Linked DNA regions of Mus musculus: all the other regions are linked to region 4. A link is a loop called in an ENCODE intact Hi-C map of the cell type or tissue named here. Cell type or tissue: heart. All regions are shown on one strand.

What was found. A loop is a pair of places that touch in the nucleus more often than their neighbours do. Peaks named below come from ENCODE experiments on the same cell type or tissue, not always from the same donor. Only the 100,000 strongest peaks of a DNase experiment are listed, where the experiment ranks them.
Region 1: a loop joins it to region 4, with 10 times the contacts of the local background. A loop is called at or near these places in 33 of 42 quality-filtered maps.
Region 2: a loop joins it to region 4, with 11 times the contacts of the local background. A loop is called at or near these places in 18 of 42 quality-filtered maps.
Region 3: it touches region 4 in a loop (10-fold over the local background); 36 of 42 quality-filtered maps call a loop at or near these places.

What each region holds. Positions count from the first base shown.
Region 1 is chr2:165,358,849-165,363,848 of GRCm38, reverse strand. Zfp663 (zinc finger protein 663) reads left to right here. Exons shown (of 6, transcript NM_001379474.1): 2 at 1,685-1,900; 3 at 3,761-3,884; 4 at 4,752-4,878. The coding sequence starts at 3,870. Among named protein-coding and RNA genes, the nearest start is that of Gm29831, 5.8 kb to the left of the region's middle. In heart, a CTCF peak has its summit at 2,766 (motif pointing right); a DNase peak (open chromatin) is centred at 2,848; H3K27me3 peaks cover 2,485 bases.
Region 2 is chr2:165,335,368-165,340,367 of GRCm38, reverse strand. No RefSeq gene overlaps it. Among named protein-coding and RNA genes, the nearest start is that of Elmo2, 11 kb to the right of the region's middle. In heart, a CTCF peak has its summit at 2,980; no DNase peak of the experiment used is centred here; H3K27me3 peaks cover 1,038 bases.
Region 3 is chr2:165,273,920-165,278,919 of GRCm38, reverse strand. Slc35c2 (solute carrier family 35, member C2) reads left to right here. Exons shown (of 10, transcript NM_144893.2): 8 at 504-679; 9 at 1,339-1,468; 10 at 1,647-2,398. The coding sequence ends at 1,774. Among named protein-coding and RNA genes, the nearest start is that of Slc35c2, 11 kb to the left of the region's middle. In heart, a CTCF peak has its summit at 2,787 (motif pointing right); a DNase peak (open chromatin) is centred at 2,817; H3K27me3 peaks cover 366 bases.
Region 4 is chr2:165,071,967-165,076,966 of GRCm38, reverse strand. No RefSeq gene overlaps it. Among named protein-coding and RNA genes, the nearest start is that of 1700025C18Rik, 16 kb to the left of the region's middle. In heart, no CTCF peak of the experiment used is centred here; DNase peaks (open chromatin) are centred at 1,876 and 2,396; H3K27me3 peaks cover 4,669 bases.

The DNA of each region.
Region 1 (5,000 bases), 290 kb before region 4:
TGCCTCCACCCTTTCATGCTGTCTCCCCATTCTGAGCTTCCGTCTATGGCTGGCCACTAAGAGGGCCGTCCATCCGGCTTTCTGTTCTTTCGCTTTGGGGGGAGGGGCAGTGCACGTGCCACTGTGTGCAAATGCAGGTCAGAAGTCTCGGACTCCGTTCTCTCCTTCCAGCTTCTGGTTCTGGTTCTCAAGCTTGGAGACAAGTGTCTTGCCCACCGAGCCATCTCCCCGGCCCAACTTTATTTTCCTTCAATCTCTATTGTCCCCAGTATTGGTGAGTGAATCCAAGGCCTTATATACGGACTATACGCAGGCGCTCCGCCCCAGCCCTCTCAGCATGTATACAGCATGCTGCCTGCATGTATGCCTGCAGGCCAGAAGGGGGCACTAGATCCCATTATAGACAGTTATGAGCCACCATATTGGGTGCTGGGAATTGAACTTGGGACCTCTGGAAGATCACCCAGTGCTCTCTGAGCCATCTCTCCAGCCCCTCTCTTTGATGCTTACAGCCATTCCCATCTTCCCTGGCTTATCATCAGTTTCTCACTCACATTGCATTGGTTCTGCGGCCTGTGAGCCCCTTCCCCAGCTTGCTTTTCGGACCTTGATTCTCTCTTATTCTCATGTCACAGGTCTTTTCCGTCTTCTGTGCTGCAGCTACCCGGGTGGCTGTCTGCATTTGCTCTGCTACCTGGAGCTGAGGCTCCGCTCCTGATCTTTCCCATGGGATAGGGCCTGGCCTGAGGCCTTTCACGCGAGATGATGGGAGATGCCTTAGGATGTTGTCTTCAGACTGTATAGATTGAGACAGGGAGACAAACTCCAGGGGACCCCTCCTCTGACAGAGAGTGGGATTTACTATTCCCCCAGAATCACCCAGAAGAAAATCGTGCCGCATCAGGGCGCTCTGCACAGTGCCCAGCTCCTGACTGGCTCTGAAGGTCTCAGACTCCAGGGGACAGTACCCTGCGCATTCTAGGGAACGACCCTGAATATTAACCCTCAGGGCTGAGGATCTGCCCAGAAGTCTGGCAGTCTGTCTGCTGATCACAGCTCTGGTCAACCCCCAGCCTCTGCGCTTTCTAAGCTAAAAGGCCTTGCTGGGTTCTATAAGGAGATCTGAGGCGCTGCTCAGTCTGTGTCTGTGGGGTGGCAACAGGTGCCTGGGGTACCTGCCACCCACTCACTGTCTGCCAGAAACTAATAGAAATTTCTGACATGCCCACAGCCCGGCCCTGTGCTCCTCTGTGAGGACAACAAGCCTGGGACGCCCTTGCTTCTCTCTCAAGACGCAAGAGCAGAAGAGCGAGCTGTGTGACACAAACCCTAGAAAGCCACTCATTCTTGGGCTTGTCATTTCTGAGCACCACTGCAGACCCAAAGCCCTGCTTCCAGTCCCTTCTTGGGCCTCAGGGCCTATGAGTTTTCTGTACTGGTTACTACTGCCTCTGCTTCTCCAATCTTCCGGTTCTTTGTGGACAATTCCCTCCTTGCAGTTTTGGATACTGCTGAGATATGTAGGCATAATTTTTTTTGCAACTTACTTTTAGTAAGAGTTCAGTCTCTCCAATAGCCCACCACCCAGCAGAGGTCGTGGAAGAGAAAAATTGTTAAGATCTGGGGGAAGTGGACCTGTTCAGCTGTAGTTCTTTGGGGACGAACTTGATCTTCTTGGGTTCAGTCCTGTAGCAAATACCAAATACGACTCAGCCGCTGCAGACCAGCAGATACCAGGCATGAACCAGCAGCTACAGACCAGTCCTTTCTGCAGGAAGATACCAGGCACCAACCAGCAGCTGTAGGTCAATCCTGAAGAAACTGCCAGGCTTCCTAACCGGCCTAAGGCAAGGCTGCAGAAGCAGCAAGCTGCCGCAGGAGCCTCACAAGCAGTTCTCGGGTGAGTGTCTCTCAGTGGTGGTGTTAGCATAAGTTGAGCTCAACAGCACTATGTAAGGTCTTCACTAAAGACATGTACCAATACATGCGTGACTTTAGTGAAGAATAGCGAGACAGAACAAATCAAACCGATGCTCAGTGCTCGTCCCCCATTGTCCGTGGGGTCGTATTTATACTCCTTCATCAAGAGTGTCTGTGGGTGGGGTCATATTTATACTCACTCCTTCATCAAGGGTCCTCTCGCATGTCTGCTCTATCCAAACATCGTTTCACGTGTGTCTGCTTCAGGAAAACTGTCTTTCACGTGTCTGCTTTAGCAAAAGATCCTTTCACCTGTGTGCCCCAGCAAACCACCATTTGACATAACTAACTTTCCAAAGAACTAAAAGTTTCTACTTCGGAGATAGATCTGATTTCTAAAAGAGTGGGCTTGTCCCTATCTCTCTCTCTGGAGTCCAAAGCTTATCTTATGCCCATCTCTCCCTCCCTTCCTCCTTCCCTTCCCTTCCTCTCTCCCTCTCCCTCACCTTCCCTTCCCACCTCTTTCTGTCTTTCCCTACTTCCCTCCCTCCCTTCCCTCTTGATCTCTTCCCATTCCCTCTCTCCCCAGCACATTCTTTGGGCTTTACAATCTCATCTCAGGACAGTATGTGGCCCTAAGCCGCGTGCCCACTCACTACCTTCAAAGCTCCTCTCCTTCTCTTCTTTCCTGCTCAACTCCAGGCACACTCTGTCACAGTGACCTTATCCCAGCTGTTAGAGAAGTCTCTAACTTCTTACTGGATCCACTTCCTAACCTGATCACTTGGAGAGAGGTCAACTTGCTTTGTTGTAGGGCGTTTAGCTGTGTGTCTGGATGAATCCACTAGATGGCAGCACTACACTAGTGCTGCCCTCTCAGTGTAGCAAATGTGCAGCCCACAGATGTTGCCAGATGTCCCCAGGGAGGCAACCACTGCTGTGGCTGAGAACCAGTTTCTCTCTTCTTCCCTTCCTTCCTCCCTTCTTTCTTTCTTCCTTCCTTCCTTCCTTCCTTCCTTCCTTCCTTCCTTCCTTCCTTCCTTTCCTTCCTTCCTTCCTTCCTTCCTTCCTTCCTTCCTCTTTCTTTCTTTCTTTCTTTCTTTCTTTCTTTCGTTCTTTCTCTTTCTTCCTCTTTTCTTTCTCTCTCTTTCTCTCTTCCTTCCTTCCTTTCTTTTTAAATTAAATGTATATGGGTGTTTTGTCTCCATGCATGCCTGGTACCCAAGGAGGCCTGAAGAGAGCATTGGACCCCATAGAATGGAAATTAAAGGCGTGTGGGCCGCCATGTGGGTGCTGGCCTCAAACCCCTGTCATCCACAAGAGCAGCCAGTGCTCTTTAGCACTGAGGCATCTCTCTAACCTGAGAATCGGCTCCTTAAGTCAATCTATAGTTTGTTCCTAGAGTGTTGCTCTCAAAATATAAATCTAGTTGTGTTAGCTGAGTTGCCTGTGTGTCTCTGCAACCCATAGATGATCCCCAAGAAGGGAGATGTTTCATGAGATATGAACAGGCTAAACCAGAGGTGTGTTTGTAAAAAATACTGGAATTTCCATTACCTTTGGGAGTTTGTTTGTTTGTTTGTTTGTTTGTCTAAAACTAAACTTGTTGACCTCTAGTTTGGGGGATTACTTGAGGACTGTGTGCATACACTAAGATTGCCAAGGGATGTGCTGATGGGAGCCACCAGCCTACCCTTTCTTCCTCTGCCCCTCCCCCACACTTGAACTGTTCTGGCCTCTCCCAGGCCTCCAGTCTCCTCCTCTCTCACCACCCTCCCTGTAACTCCTCTAACACCAGCTCTGTTTTCAGCTACCCTCTAAGCCTTTACTCATGCTACAGCTGCAGTTGCCCAGAGCTTGCTGTGCACAGACAACGACTGGAGAGATGGCTCGGAGGGTGAATTGCCCACCGAGATGCATAAGGACCTGAGTACAGAACTCCAGCACCCATGTTTAAAAGCCAGGTATGGTGACACAGCCCCAAGAAACCACTAGGCAAGTGGCACAAACCTCAGCAACTCCAGTGTGCTCCCTACCAGGAGGCAGAGACAGGAGACCCTCCAGAAACCCACAGCCAGTTAGCCATGGTGCACAGACTGAAGAGACCCTGTCTCAAATAAGGTGGGGAGGTGAGGACAGACATCCTCTATCCTCACAGGTGGTCACCACACGCACATCTCAGCATGCGTGGTCTGCACCTTCACACTGGAATGAGCACACATGCACACAGGCTTACACGCATAAACATACACATATACAACATACCCATATATGCATACAATACAAGCATATACATACATACATACATACATGCATACATACATACATGCATACATACATACACACCTTCACACAGGAATGAACATTCATGCACATAGACTCACATACATAAACATAAACATGCACATAGACAACACACATATACACACAATATGCACATACACACATACATACATATGCGCACATATACACCCCCACCCTACCTTAACAAAATTGATTTTAAAAATACAAGATGAAGAGGTACCAAGGAAAACATTCATCACTGACCTTTGATATCCATATGAGCACACACGTGTGCACATACATGCACACATACAAACTTGGTGGCATGTGACCTAAAGAAAGAAGTACGTCTCCCGCAGTTCACTGCTGCCAATGTTTGTATGTGTAGGAAATCTCAAGTCTGTAAGATCCTTACAGAACAAGCTCCAGCCTAAGTGTCCTCCGCAGCCAGAGCAGATCGACACGGATAGGGCAACTCATTCCCTAGCTGTGTCTCCTGTTGCTTTGCTTCTGAGCCTTTCCAACTGAGCCCCGTTGGTCTGTTTCAGGGACCAGTGTTGTTCGAAGATGTGTCTGTGGTCTTCACTCAGAAGGAGTGGCAGCTGCTGGATGCTGCCCAGAGGCACCTGTACAGGGAAGTGATGCTGGAGACCTACAGGCACCTACGAGCAGTGGGTAAGCCCCACCCTGACACTGCGCATAGACTCACAGACAAGACTCCCATCAGTTTGTAAAAGTTTTTTTTTTTTTTTTTTTTTTATCTTAGAAGCCGAATCAGTGTCAAGAGTAAAGTTTTA
Region 2 (5,000 bases), 260 kb before region 4:
CTGGTATCTTAGGAACAAGGACCAGATGCAGGATTAGTCACATGGCCACATGCAGGAATAGTAGGCTAAGGAAGGAAGGGCCACATCAGCTGGGATAAGCCACCCTGTGGGACGAGGAGCTCGGGAAGCTACTGAACAATGGGGACCCAGAGCACTCCTGGGACGGCTTTAGCTGGGTTGAGGAATGACCGTTAGACGAAGGCCAGAATAAAGGCTCTAACCCGGAAGATAAGGTTTAGACCACCCATGTTGAGAGGATGCCAGACTGGGTGACGGAGGAGAAAGGATGATTTCAAAATGCCACCCTGGCCTCAGTTACAGCAGCGGACACTGCAGTTTTGCTCACTAGCCTTCTGAATGTTGAGGAAGTGGGCTGGTGTGATGGCTCAGTGGGTACAAGGGCAGGCTGTATAGCCATGAGTGTCTGAGCTGGAATTTCCAGTCAAGAGTTGCCTGGCTGTGTGCACCTGTAACTCAGAGCTGAGAGGAGCAGAGACAGGAGGATCCTGCTTGGGGGAGAGGGACATGATGGCATCCAGCCTAGCTCCAGGTTGAGTGGGAGATCTTCTCTCATGGGAGTAAGGTGGAGGATGATAGAGGAGGCATTTGAAGTCCTCTTCTGACTCAGCACACACACACAGTCATGCACATCTGTACAAACGCATGCACATCCACTGCACACACATACAACCACCTATACACTTGTATAGCCACACACTCACACATACACCATGTTTGCACCCCTCACTCACAAATTCATATACACAAACAGAAACACATCCATACATTCACATGTATGCACATTCATACACACACACAATTTATATTTCTCTGCTTACACACTCTGCCTGTGAATTTGAAAATGAAGGTGTTTGGCCCGGGTCATACATAGGGAACATTCAACAGACACTTATAGAAAACAACCAGACAATGTGTCTGGAAGGGAGGAGTTCTCCTATAGAATTCACCAGAGCCACAGGACCTTGTCCCCAACCAAGACAGTCCCCAGGGAAGAGTGGTGGGCCTCCATTCCCTCCAGGATGTCTGCCTTCATTTCTCAACCAATAGGCAGTTGGTTCTTCTGAAAATCCCCAGTCAGAGCAGCAGAACTTCGAGGTGTCTGCTGGGGCAAAGGAAACAGACTAGGCCCCTCAGATGCCACTTTTCAGGGTGAAGACAAGGGATTGCACGAGAGGGGGAACCTTCTGCGTCAAAGCTTGTTTGACTGATTTTTTTTTTATATACTGGGAAGTGAACCCCCAGCCTTGGGCCTGCTAGGCCACACTCACCACATGGCTCTCCCTTCTGTCCTCTCTTTACTTTCGGTTTTGAGGCGGGGATCTCACTAAGTTGCCTGAGCTAGCCTTGGATTTGTGATCCTCCGGCCTCAGTCTTGAACTTACTTTGTATGGAGCCCAGACTGGCCTTGCATTTGCAATCCTCCTGCCTCGGTCTTCTGTGTCGCTGGGATTTAGGCTGGCACTGTTTATGTCTTCTAGGCCTGTTCAGAGATGTCCTGACCTGCTGGAACTCATGCCTCACACTTAGCTAAAAATTTCATGTTATTAATTAAGATGTGTGCTGCTGTCACCTTAAGTCCTCCTGCTGGTGAAGCAGTTCCTGGGGCCAACCCTGGTGCTACAAGGGGCATAGATCCTGTTCAGAAAAGTGCACCTCCCACAAGAGTCCATGACCTCCCCCCCCCTTGTACACTGAAGTAGCCCACCATGGAGGGCCAGCACAGCTTCTTAAGACATTGGGGGGGCTGGAGAGTTGGCTCAACAGTTAAGAGCACTGGCTCTTTTCCCAGAGAACACTGAGTTCAGTTCCCAGCACCCAGATCAGGCTGCTCCAAAGCCCCTATAACTCCAGCTCCAAGGAACCCACCTGCCTCTCCTGGCTTCCTCTGGGCACATATCCACATGCCGACACGTACACATCATAATTAAAAATAAAACACTCCTTTTTAAAAGTTCTGAAAAGCTTGGCATGCCGGCACACACCTTTGATCCTAGCACTCTGGAGGCAGAGCACAGAGTGAGTTCCAGGACAGCCAGGCCTCCACAGAGAAACCCTGCCTCCAGCCACAACAAGAAGTAGAACAGGACAACAAGAAATGAGAGCCTGTGTACCGGAGGGTTTCCATGTAGTTCTCTGGCCAGGCTGGTTGCAAGGGTTCAGGCTAAGGGGAGAGAACTCTAGCAGAGAGGGGGAATGGCCTCTGCTGCCACCATCGCTGCCATTGTCACTGTCACTGCATCGTTGCTCCAAGACACTGCACTGGGTGGTCGCTCTGCTCTAGGTCAGGCTAGGTCAGACGAAACTGAGCTGGTGGGAGGCTGACCAGCCTGTGAGGGGCGTGGGGGAGCTTCTGGAGGCGTTTCGGGAGAGCAGTTCTCTTCTCTGGTAGCCGTGTTACAGCTCTTATGACAGAAGCACTTAGATGTTGGAGTTCTTCTTACACACCTTCAACCCCATACAGTTTTGGGGTGGGTCCGGGTCTGACAGTAGGTGCTTAAAGGTTGGGGATACCTTATCTACATGTGGGAGGGTTTGGGGTGCTACCTCTGTGTGACTGATGGTCACAAGTCTCTCTACGGGTGTGTGTGTGGTGGGGGAGCTATGGCTACATGATAGGGACCTGGTTCCCAGAGCAGGCAAAGCTCCTACCATCCCTTCAGGGTCTCTGGGACTTCTAACCTTAGCTCAACCTTACCAGACTTCCTCTCACAGTCCACCACCCCCACAAACAAACCTGAGTTTGGGAGATGGAGGCAGAAGGATGAAGAGTTCAAGGTCATTCTTGGCTACATAACAAGCTCAAGGCTAACCTGGGCTATATGAAACCCTGTCTCAGAAAAATCAGGAGACAGAAGGTGGGGGAGGGAAGGAAGGAGAGAAGAAGGAAGGGCAGAAAATTTAAAAGAGAAATCTCTCAGTGTCCCCAAGTGAAGCTGTTTCTAGGAGACAGGCCAGGGGGCGCTCCAGACCTAAGGGATGTGGTGTGGTTTCCAGAGCTCTGACCCTCAAGGTCAGAGTCCACTTGTTTGAGCCCCAGATCTGCTACTAAATAGCTGTGGAGCAAATGGCTTAATTCTGTAAGCGCCAGCTTAAGCCTGTGAAAAATGAGAGCAATAAGAATAATTCCTGATCCAAAGAGTCGGGGGGTGAAGGTTCAACCCGATGCAGTGTAAAAGTCCCCAGGAGTGAATAAATTAATGCGCAATTCTTAAAATGGTGCCTGCCCTCCACCTCTAGTTACACTGGTTAGTGGTCTTTATTATTTTCATTGCTTAGTGTGCTGGAAATTTTGCAAATCTCATTGACTAGCCTCCTCCCTACACACACACATACACACACACACACACACACACACACACACACACACACACTTTGCATGTTGCAAAAGGGTGGCTTCCTGATCCAGCATGCCTGTCTCTCAAGGCTATCTGAACTTGCCCCCTTGGGGCTGACAGCTCCCTGCTCCCCACAGTCTCCAAGGCCCTGTCCTTTCTTCCCTCTGCTTCTACACACACACAAATATGCCAGAAACCTCAGTTCCCAGAAGAACGATTTCCCCAAATTAAGTTATTGTGAATTATGTGCACCCAGCCTCTGAGAGCCAAAGCAGACTGGCTGGCTGCCTCGTGCCCTTTGCTTCTTGCTTAAAGAACCAAGTCCCCATAAATTTCTTCCCGTGCTGCTTTTGCCCATTTTAAACCACTTTGTCTCTCTTTCTATCTGAAGCCGAGTGCTGTCTCGAGAGAGACGAGGTAATGTTGTCTCAGACCTGGGCCTCAGACAGAACCAGGCTTAAACACCAGCTCCCTCTTAACCAGATGACTGAGGCCTGGGAACAATGGCTGCCGCAGGGTTTCCCTCTGTAAAAGGAGAGTGCTACCAGACTGTGCATCCGAGGATGAAATGAGAAGGGAGCCTGGCATAGACGCTCCTGTACAGCCTGTCTGTGAAGGTACGAAAAGGGGCCAGCAAGATGGCACAACAGGAAACACTGCCTGTTGACCTGAGTTTGAGTCCCAGAACTTGCAATAGGAGACTCCTGGAAGTTGTTCTCTGGTCTCCATATGTGTTCTGTGGCATGCACACATGCATATCACACACACACACACACACACACACACACATACACACACACGGCTGGTCTCCATATGTGTTCTGTGGCATGCACACATGCATATCACACACACACACACACACACACACACACACACACACACACACACACACACACACAGTGGTGGTTTGAAGAAGAATGGCCCCCTAGCCAGGTGTGGTGCAAGCCTTTAATCCCAGCACTCAGAAGGAAGAGGCAGGTGGATCTCTATGAGTTCAAGGCTAGCCTGATCTACAGAGCTAGTTCCAGCCCTGAGAAACCCTGTCTAAAAACAAACAAAAAGGTTGTCCCCCATAGGCTCACATTTTTGAATGCTTGGTCATCAGGGAGTGGCACTACTTGACAAGGACTAGAAGGTGTGGCCTTGATAGAGCAGGTGCTGTCTTCTTAGAGGATGGGTGTCATGGGGGGTGGGCTTTGAGCTTTCAAAAGCCCAAGCCAGGCCCAGGACCTCTGTCTTCCTTACATGTGGATTCAGACATGGGTCTCATTACTTCCCCAGCACCATGTCTGCCTGCACACCACCATATTCCTTGCTATAAAGAGAATGGATTAAGCCTCTGAAACTGTAAGCCAGCCCCAATTAAACGTTTTCTTTTCTAAGAGTTGCTGTGGTCATAGCCAGGCAGTGGTGGCACATGCCTTTAATCCCAGCACTTGGGAGGCAGAGGCAGGCAGATTTCTGAATCCAAGGCCAGCCTGGTCTACAGAGTGAGTTCCAGGACGACCAGGACTACACAGAGAAACCCTGTCTCGAAAATCCAAGAAAAAAAAAGATCATGGTGTCTCTTCACAGCAGTGGTCATGGTGTCTCTTCACAGCAGTGGAACCATGACTTGAACACCCACAGGTGAGCACACACATG
Region 3 (5,000 bases), 200 kb before region 4:
CAAAGGGGGCCATCTCCACCACAGTCCATACATAGCTTTATAGTAGCAAGACCCAGATGTGGGCTGGGCTGTATAGATGGGTGGTAGAGCATAAGGCTCTGTGTGTGTGTGTGTGTGTGTGTGTGTGTGTGTGTATACACGTGTACATGTATACTGACATGCACGTCATCTAACATGCATGTCATCTAAAGGTGAGGGCCCTACATCTGTACATTTTGTATCTGTATACAGTCAGCCTCCACCAGAGTCCACAGGTACAATTCCTCCTGTTCTGATAATGGACACGCATTGCCCTGGGCTCTGTAGTAGCCACCTTGGTCCCTGAGTCTCAGGCCATCTGTGGGGGACTATTTCAAAGCCCCCCTTCTTTCTCCTACCTCAGATAATCAGCTAGCCGCACTCCCCACCCCGCGATACCATGCTGAAGAAACATGGTAGCTGTTGAGTAGGGCCAGGAGGGCTGCGCAGGCCCCAGCCTCCCACTCTCCCCTTGCTGCTTTCAGGTCTCCACTTGTCCACCTCTGAGAAGATCTTCCGCTTCCAGGACACAGGGCTGCTCCTGTGGGTGCTTGGGAGCCTCCTCCTCGGTGGGATTCTGGCCTTCGGTTTGGGCTTCTCCGAGTTCCTCCTGGTCTCCAGAACGTCAAGCCTCACACTCTCCATCGCTGGCATCTTTAAGGTACACACTGGGCAGCCACCCCAGACCTGCCCTGGAAGGAGCCCCCTGAGGGATGCAGGATGTGATGTCATTGTCCCCTGTGGAGCTGAGCCAGTGTCACTTCTCACCAGCACGTAGCTCTGAGGACGCAGGCCAGGCCTCACACCGCCAGGCCTGCAGTGGGCCTACCTTGGGCCTGACTGGCAGCTTGAGTTACATGGCAGTAGCCTGGAGCACTGAATGCTGATCTGTGCAGAGTCCCAGCACTGAGGGCTGGGTGCACAGGTCATGTCTATGGAGGAGCCTGGTCAGGTAGACCCCATGCCGGAGCAGTGACACCCAAAGCAAACATTTGGGTGTTAAGCATCTTCTAGCTCTGATGAGGAGAGACCTGTCTTAACGCCATGCTGAGAGCTGTCCATCTGTGGGTGCCTAGCAACAGCCGACTCCCTTACTGTTGGGGGCACGTGTGCCGCAGTCTGGGGGTTGGTTGGCATTCAGTTTTTGCTGAGAGGCATGCATCTCAGTAACAACAGGTCTGCAGGCTGGTGGTCTGGGTACAGAGGTCCCCACCTCTGCCTGTCACACCAAGTGGTCTGGCTTTGGCCTCAGTGTACACAGAGCCCCGCCTTCCTGGCCACAGAGTCAGCTTCTGACCCATGGTCTGCCTTTACCCACAGGAAGTCTGCACCCTGCTGTTGGCAGCTCACCTGCTGGGCGACCAGATCAGCCTCCTGAACTGGCTGGGCTTTGCCCTCTGCCTCTCTGGCATCTCCCTGCATGTGGCCCTCAAGGCTCTACATTCCAGAGGTACTGTGGCCTCCTCCCCATGGCTTAGTGTTACTGACTGCCCCTCCCACCATCTAGCCACCAATTGCCAGCTGTTGCTGTAGCTCATGTGCCAGGTGGTGCTACCACCCTGGGAGGATATAAGGGCCATCCCCAGAGAAGTTTACTAGGTCAGTAACTGTGACGTGTCTACCCCAAGGTGATGGTGGCCCCAAGCCCCTGAAGAGCCTGGGCTCCAGCGCTGACCTGGAACTGCTGCTCCGGAGTAGCCAGCAGGAGGAAGAGGACGGGGAAGAGGAATATTTTGTGACCCAGGGACAACAGTGACCAGCCCAGGAGCAGCAAAGCAGGCCACTCTGTGGTCATCCCTGCTGGCAGATCTTGGCCAGGTCCAGCAGCCCAGCCGGTTTCTCAGAGCCGCTGCAAGTGGTGGCCTCAGAGCTTCCTGCAAGGACTCTGAGCCTCCGGCTCTTCCCTGTGGAGCTTGGTCCCAAAAAGCGAATGCCAGGCTCACATAGGACCTGAGCTGTCAGTGAAGGGAGCCAGTGGCCTGTCTCCACCATTGTTCTGGTTCTGAGAGCCAAGGTGAACGTGAGAGATGAGGTAGTCTCTCAGATTCGGACTGTGGGGTATCAGGAAAGGAGTCATGGAGAGACTAGGCCTCATCACCTGGACTGCAGCTTCCTCAGAGAGTAGATTTATTTATAGTTGAAATAATGATTTCCTCTCCACAGCCCAGTGTTGCCTAAGGCATGAGAGCAGGGAGAGCCCTGGGGCCTGGCCTCTCCTCCGTTCCCTGCCTGGGGCCTTGTCCTCCGCTCCGCCTTCTGTAGCCCATGCTCCTGTTTGTGCCCCAGGCCCCATCCTTGGGGCCACACCATGGACCCACCGCAGGAAATAAATGAGTGTTTGCTCAGTACCAGCCTCTGGAGACTACCAGTGCCTCAGCCCAGATTTGCATTCCGGCTCTGCCTTGTACTGTGTGACCTTAAGCGGATAACTTAGTTTCTCTGTGCTGTAGGTTGTGTGTCTGCTTTTTAAAGGCGTAATCCCTTTTTAAAAAGGGAATAATGTCTAGCTCAGGCTTTCTGGAAAATGTTACAGATTCAGTGTTATATATTCTTAAAGTACTGTCAAGAACCAAGAGACCAAGACTTAGAAAAAGAAGAATTTACCGGCTCTGGGCCAACTTGTGCCCTTCTCTAAGGTCATGCCACAGGGCTGAGCCCTCTTGTGGCCTGACACCGTCCTCGGGGCTGGTTCTCCTCTGCCTTGGCCCAGGTGCTGCTGGCCCAGGAGGCTTGACCGGAGACGTGCTTCAGGCACTCACAGCAGGTGGCGCCATTTGCCTACACTGTGGTTCCAGCCCTGCCTGCTGCCACCCCTGCCCAAACCCTGGCAGCAGAGGGTGCCTGACTGTGCGGTGATGTCTGTGTGGCTTTGGGCAAAGACCCAGGAGGGGCTCTGAGTGGAATTGGAGCGACTCGAGCTGCATTGGCTATGCCCAGAACATGAGCCGGACTCCAAACTTGTAGAGGGGACAAATAGTAAATATTTCCATTGAGGGCCATATGGTGTCTGTTGCAACTTGAAGCAGGAAAGAAGCCTTGCATGGCACAGACACAAAGGGGGTGTGGCTACATCCCAGTAAAATCTGGTTTCCAAAATGAGTTCTTGCCCACCCCTGCTGTAGAGGGATCCCTGTGAGTTTAGAGTCTGGCGGGGAGACTGAGGCCCAGGAGCAGCCAACCTCAAAGGGACTGGAACTATGATCAGCTTTGAGACCTGATTCCCTGCCAACCCCCACACTCCAGAGAGCTACCTTATCCGGCCCCTGCCTGTCTTGGGTTCTGCGAGCTCAGAGGGCAGGATTATAGAATGCTCTTGTTCCAACTCAATGATGTGGGAAGAGACAGGCCAGGAGGGGCTGAGGTGGCTGCCTATGAGGGAGAGAGCCGCACACAGCCCGCTGGCTCAGGTGGATGAGAGCTTCCTGTCTGCTCTGCCCCGCCCCCCTCTCCAGGACACAATCTGGCACTGCTGTCTGGTGCAGTAATTACAGGGTGCGGAGTGGGTCCTCACCGCTCACATGTTGGGTTCAATGACAGCCCCTCACTTAGCAGCAATTACCAGCCAGGCCTAGAGGAGGCCTCCCTTTCCTCCTCCCCCACCCGGCCCACCCAGTTGCCTGGCCTCCTGGTCTAGACTGTCCACCCTCAGCCCTGAGCCCTCCAACCACCCATGCTGTCTGCAGCCACTGCATCTTGGGGGCTGCAGCATCACCATGGCAACTCAGCGTTTGCCCAGGTTGAAGGAAGCTGAGGATGTGACTGGTCTCTCTGAGGCTGTACAGTTGTCCCCAGCTCCAGGGCTGCTGCAGCAGCGGAAGGGGGGCGGAGGGGGGGGGTTGACCTAGGTCTGGGTTTTAAGTGCTTATGTGCCCACCACCTCTCCCAGGAGCCCACAGTGGGAGGAAGGTTAATGACCCCAATATACTAGGACGTTTGTGGTTGGTGTGCTGACAAGAACAAGCCAGGGGTTTGCTGAGAGCCTGGTATACCTGCATCTTTAATTCTGGTACCCTCTCTACCCTTGGGGCTCAGGGGATCATCTCCATCTGTTTTTTCCTGTGCTGTAAAGATCCCGGTGGCCTGAGAGGAGTTGCCTGGAGCCAGGAGAATTTGCCCCATGGTACCTGCCAGCATCCTATTGCAAAAGCCCTGAGGATGGAGGATCCTGGATCATCCTTCCAGGGGAAGCCATCCAGGGAGTGTTGGCCACGTGGCAGACAGCTGCACTTGAAGGCAGAGTCCTTTGTCCTAGCCCAGGGAAAGCGAGCAGGGGTGGGGAGGACAGGGGCCACTCTCTGACCCTCCATATAAGTTATTTAATGCCAGGTGGCCCGGTCCAGCTAGAATTTGTGGACCTATTTCAACTTGGCTGAGGAAACGAACCTCACAGAGGCCGAGGATCTAGACGTCCTCCATTTTTCTCTGCCCCAGTGGGCATGTTGCTGATTACACACACACACCCACCCCACACATACCCAAGTCTGTTTCTTTACCCATAAATGGGATAGCGCTATCTCCTGAGCAACTGTGGAGACAGAGAGATGTATGGAAATCCACTCACAGTGCTGGACACACAGTTATTAGCAGTCGGTATCCAGATTGAGGAAGCCACAACCTACCCAGGTGACAAGGAAGAGGAGTCCCCACATTTAGGGGTTACAGCCAAGAGCCTCTTAACGGGTGTTCCTTTCATGGAGGAATTTCCAGGAGTGGAGTGATGGCACTGTAGGCAAAAAAAAAAAAAGTGCTTGCCACTAAGCCAGAAACTTGAGTTTGATCCCTGGGCCCCACATGGAGGAAGGAGACAGCATCTCCACAGATTGTCCTCTGACTACCATAGTGTGGGGCATTACTCATACATACCCCTCCCTAAGTGCTATAAAAATGGGATTTTTTGTTTGTTTGTTTGTTTGTTTTAAGTGTGAATAGTGCTAGTTGTAATTTTGAAATAATTTGTTCAGTAAAACAGGCAGGTTCCCATC
Region 4 (5,000 bases):
AACCGGGGCCAGAGAAGTCAAGGATGGAGGCAGGAAAGTAGTAGAGGGAGTGGATGGAAAGAAAATGGATGATGGAGAGAGAGAGAGAGAGAGAGAGAGAGAGCCTCAGGAAGATCCAGAGGAAGACCAGAAGAGAGTATGCTTCTAGTCCAGCAATATCAGGGCTCCCTAACTAGTCAGGAGCCTGCCATACAAATGGAATCTGGAGCGATTAAAACCATGTTGTGGCTCTATATATTTATTGGCACGGAGAGACATCTGGTGTATCCCGCTAAGCAAAGAAAGCTGCTTACAAAACAGTGCATGTAATAATATCTCAAGTTTAAAAACTATTTGTGGCACACAGAAAGCAATTCTGAAAGGACCGTACCTTATGATTGGCAGGATGGTGGGAGGCGCACAGGTGGCCTTGTTTTCCTGGCCCTGTGCATCGCTCCGATGGGGGTGTGATTCTGGAGTATGGCTTTTATAATTAGCCAAAACAATAACACTTGTTTGAGAGAGAACCCGGGTGTGGTGAAGGGGCTGGAGATGAAGGAGGTGGGCAGGAAGTGGGAAGGATGGATTGAGGGCCAGACAGTCCCTGAAGGAAGTGGGAGGGAGGCCTGGTGTGAGGAGGAGGCAGGGGCTAGCTGGACAGACGGACAGACCCAGATCGACACATCCGCAGGGCAAGAGACAGAAGGCCTGGTGCTGAAGAGGAAGCACAGACCCAGCCCACTGCCCCTGGGGCAACACCTGCTGGGTTGCCAGCAGGTGATCTTTCTAGAATTCTTATTTTACCACACGACTAGTTTCAGAAAAGCCTCCTTCAGGAAGGACCTCCCCACCCCAAACTGCAGCACGATTCCCCACCCCCTTTTTAAATTAAAACTGCATCTCCCCACCCCGGCGGGTGGGTTTGTAATTTTCTATGCCCGGCTGACTCCAGGGGAGAGCAATCCTCCTCCGGGGCACAGCCTTTAATAACTTCTGCTGCCCAAGGAACCTACTGCAAGCCTGAGTCTGCGAGAGGGCATCTGTGTGCGCACACCTGGAGAAGGGCCACCTCAGGCTACGTTGTACCTAGTAGGGCTGCCCAAAAGCAGTGTCCAAGTCTTGGGTTGCAGTGCCTTGGGCCCAGGTCATTGTGTAACAACTTCAGCCAAAGCCCCTAGGGCTTCATCCAACCTCCTGAATGGCAGAGGATGAAGACGGTGTGCTTAGAACACGCTACCTGACCTGCTCATGTTCCTGTCAGGACTATATATATATATATATATATATAGTGTGTGTGTGTGTGTGTGTGTGTGTGCGCGCGCCAAGCAAAGGATTGAATACATTGAGATTCCCTGTCTTTCCATCCTAAACCCTCCATATTAACAAGACCTTCAAACTATAAAATTAGCTGCATTTGCGTGTTGGGAAACAACGCAGAACCCTCTCATTCCCCCCTGAGAAGCACCTTTAAGAGCCAATAGACTTTGCCCCAGGGAAGGGATCTTGGCCCAGGTGGCCTCATCTTTTCTAGTCTCCAGACCTACATCCTCGACCGCTTAGTTGCCCAGCTCAGACCCCCGTTTGTCCCAGTCTTGATGGGAACGAACTTAGATCTAGATCTCAGCTCTAATCCGAACAAGTTGTTTGGCCTCTAAGCCCCATCTGTGAAATGGGTGCAGTACGATCCCACACCTCAGATGAGTGTTCAGACTGAGACTGCCTGTTAAGTTCTAATCAGAACTGAGGAGTGAGGAAGGCAGGAGGACAGGCCTCATTTCCAAAGCATGGGCCCTGTGCAGAGCCAGCTCAAAGCAGAGCTATCATCACCTAGGACTGTCAAGCAGCCAGCAAGGACTTTAGAGTGTTACCTTGCTGCCACCTGCTGGCCACTATCAGCATCACAGGCACCCCTCCATCTCTGCCACCCCAACACCTGCTGGTCCTCCCTTTAACATTCAGGCTGGACAGGAAGGATCCTTAGAAAACCAGTCATTCATTCATCAGGGATGTGTGGCAGAAGCCCATACTGTAGGGAACTCCCGGCATCACAGACAGCTCATGTTAAGCTGCTGTAGAACCAGAGCATGCCCACCTCTTCCCTCTGGGAGGGATGCTAAAAGATACAAAAGTTACTTTGCTATGCTTGGCTCTGCAGACTTTCGGAAGAAACTTCCAGAAGCCGACCAGAGACATGAATGGAAGCAGACAGTGAGTCAGGGAGTTGAGCCAGGGAACACGTTGAACCGAGAAAGTGACAGACAAAAAGCAGCAGGACCATGCGCAGGCTGTGGGCGTGTGAGGTTACATCACTCTAGGGAAACGGGGTGTGGTCACCCCTCAGGGATAGGAGGCAGCTCAGCTGACATAGTGTTTGCCTGACATGCATAAAGCCTCAGGTTTAGTCCCTTGAACTGCACTGAACTGTTTCTGGTGGCTCATGCTGATAACCCCAGCACTGGAGGGTCAGCTTGCCCTCCTCTGCCGTGTGGTGAGTTTCAGGCCAGCCTGGCGTGCATAAGACACTATCTCAATTAGCTGGACTGATAGTGTGTGCTCCTGGGCACTCACTCTCCTAGCTGTTCCCAGCCTGGCCTGCAGCCACCACAGCCACAAAAGTATCCAGGATGGGGGAAGCCCCAACCATTAATCCCAAAGCCAACAGGAAACCCACTGCTTACACAGCAATGTGAGCCAAGGGCAACTGTACTCAGAGTGTGTTCTCTGATCCTGCAGTATCAGGACCACCTGGGGAACTTGCTGGAAATGCAAATTCTTGGTCCTGGTCCCAGATCTGAGCCAGAAACATGGGAGGTGCGGCCCAGCAATCTGTCTCTCGGCAACCCTCACAGTTGGTCACTTTGTTCCTTCAAATCCAAGAACCTGTAACCTGGAGGAGAGTCTGGAAGCCACCACCGCCACCAGCACCTGCCGCGAGGGTGTGACAGCTGCCCTCTAACAGAGGCAAAGGTGGCAGTGACTGGCCCAAGATCACTCAGGTAACAGGTGGGAGATGAGTCTTTTGCCTCTATCCAACACACATGCATGTGTACGCGCACGCGCGCGCGCGCGCGCGCACACACACACACACACACACACACACACACACACACACCCTGCCATGGAAGTTAGCGCCACCAACATTTGGGCTCTAGGCAGGGGATGAGTATTAGACCCTAAAGTTCTCCTCCCCCTCTGTCATACTTCCCTCTGCTTTCTAAACTGAAGCTTCCACCTGGTGCCACCAAATGGCCCTGGAAGCTCTTCTGGGAAGACTGCCAAAGCCAGGTGTCCTTCTCTTGGCTTTCAGCTGCACCCTCGTCCCTCAGCATCCCCGGCTTCCATCAGGACCAGCCACTGCCAGCTCCACCCTCTAAGCAGTGGGATCCAAACATCCTGAGACCCACGGGTTAAACCTCAGTAGGAGTCTTGCGGGAACCCTCTTTCAGGCACGTCTCCTCCTTCCCCTCCTTGTCCCCCGGCCTTCCTTCCCTCCCCTCTGCTCCCACTCCATCTGCCGCTCCTCCTGGCTAGGCTCCCCTACAGTTGGCACAGCAGGAAAAGAGAACAGGATGGTCTATTTTTATCCCGAGATGTTGTCGTGGGGCAGGAGAGGGACCCAGGATCTCCCTGAAAGCTGTCGCCCACCATGCCTAGGTTCTGGAAAGCAGAGAGCCAGATCTTGGAGCAGCTTGGAGATGAGAGTTCATGGGCCACTGCACAGCCCTGTGTCACCGATGGCAAGTCACTCCACCTCTTTTTACCCATTTGCACCCCTGCAAAACAGCGAGGCACACCGACCCTGCCTGCCCTGCAAGGCTGCTTCTGTGTACCTGAAGCCTTGCAAGCTTGCTGCTGGTTGTGAGCACACAGGCAAAACTCCCTGGAGACACAGCAGTCTGGGGACACTCTTACTTAAGCTCAGAAAAGATCCTAATTCTTTCAACCTAACAGCAAACCCAGCATGTCCACCCTTCATCTCCTTTGTACATGTTTGATGGTTTTTTAAAATTACATAATCATTATATGAATCTTCTGTTCTCTTGGAAAAATAATGAAGCATTATTGGAAACACAACACTCCCACCCACCCACTTCAGACCACACCATTCTTTTTTTAAAAAAGATAGTTCGTTTATATTATGTGTACAAGTGTTCCACCTGTGTGGACAGTGCACACATGATACACATATGCCCTGTGTGAGGGCTGGAAACTAAACCCAGAGCCTTCGCAGGAGCTGCTGCTCCTAGCCCTGACCCATCTCGCTAGACCACTGTCAAAGTTGGGATTTTCAATGCTTTGTTTTACCCACACAGGCATTCATGGTATCTTAGCTTTCCTTCCATATCTATACATACTGTATTCAAATATAATATGCAGCCTGCTTACATACTGTCATATCGTATATAAAAACTGTTTGAAGGATGTGTGGCTTTGTGTGTATGGTTCGGGTTGTTGGGAGAAGTTGTTGCTCTTTAATGTTTGTTTTTGAGACAGTATCATTGTGATGGTTTGTAAATGCTAGGCCCAGGGAGTGGCACTATTAGGATGTGTGGCCTTGTTGGAGTAGGTGTGTCACTGTGGGTGTGGGCTTTAAGACCCTCACCCTAGCTGTCTGGAAGTCAGCTTCAGCCTAGCAGCCTTCAGATGAAGATATAGAACTCTCAGGTCCTCCTGCACCATGCCTGCCTGGATGCTGCCATGTTCCTGCCTTGAGGATAATGGACTGAACCTCTGAACCTGTAAGCCAGCCCCAATTAAATGTTGTCCTTTTAAGAGTTGCCTTGCTCATGGTGTCTGTTTACAGCAATAAAACCCCAACTAAGACAATCATGTAGCCCAGGCTGACCTTGAGTTAACTATATATCCAAGGCTAGCCTTGAACTCCTAGTCCTCTTCCTCCTGAGTGCTAGGGTTACAGGCATGCACCACTGTTGAGGTTTGATCTTGCTCTGTATTGTAATGGGTTTGTGGCCCCAAGACCTGGAGTCTGTACTGTAGACAACCCCCCCAAGTGACCCCAA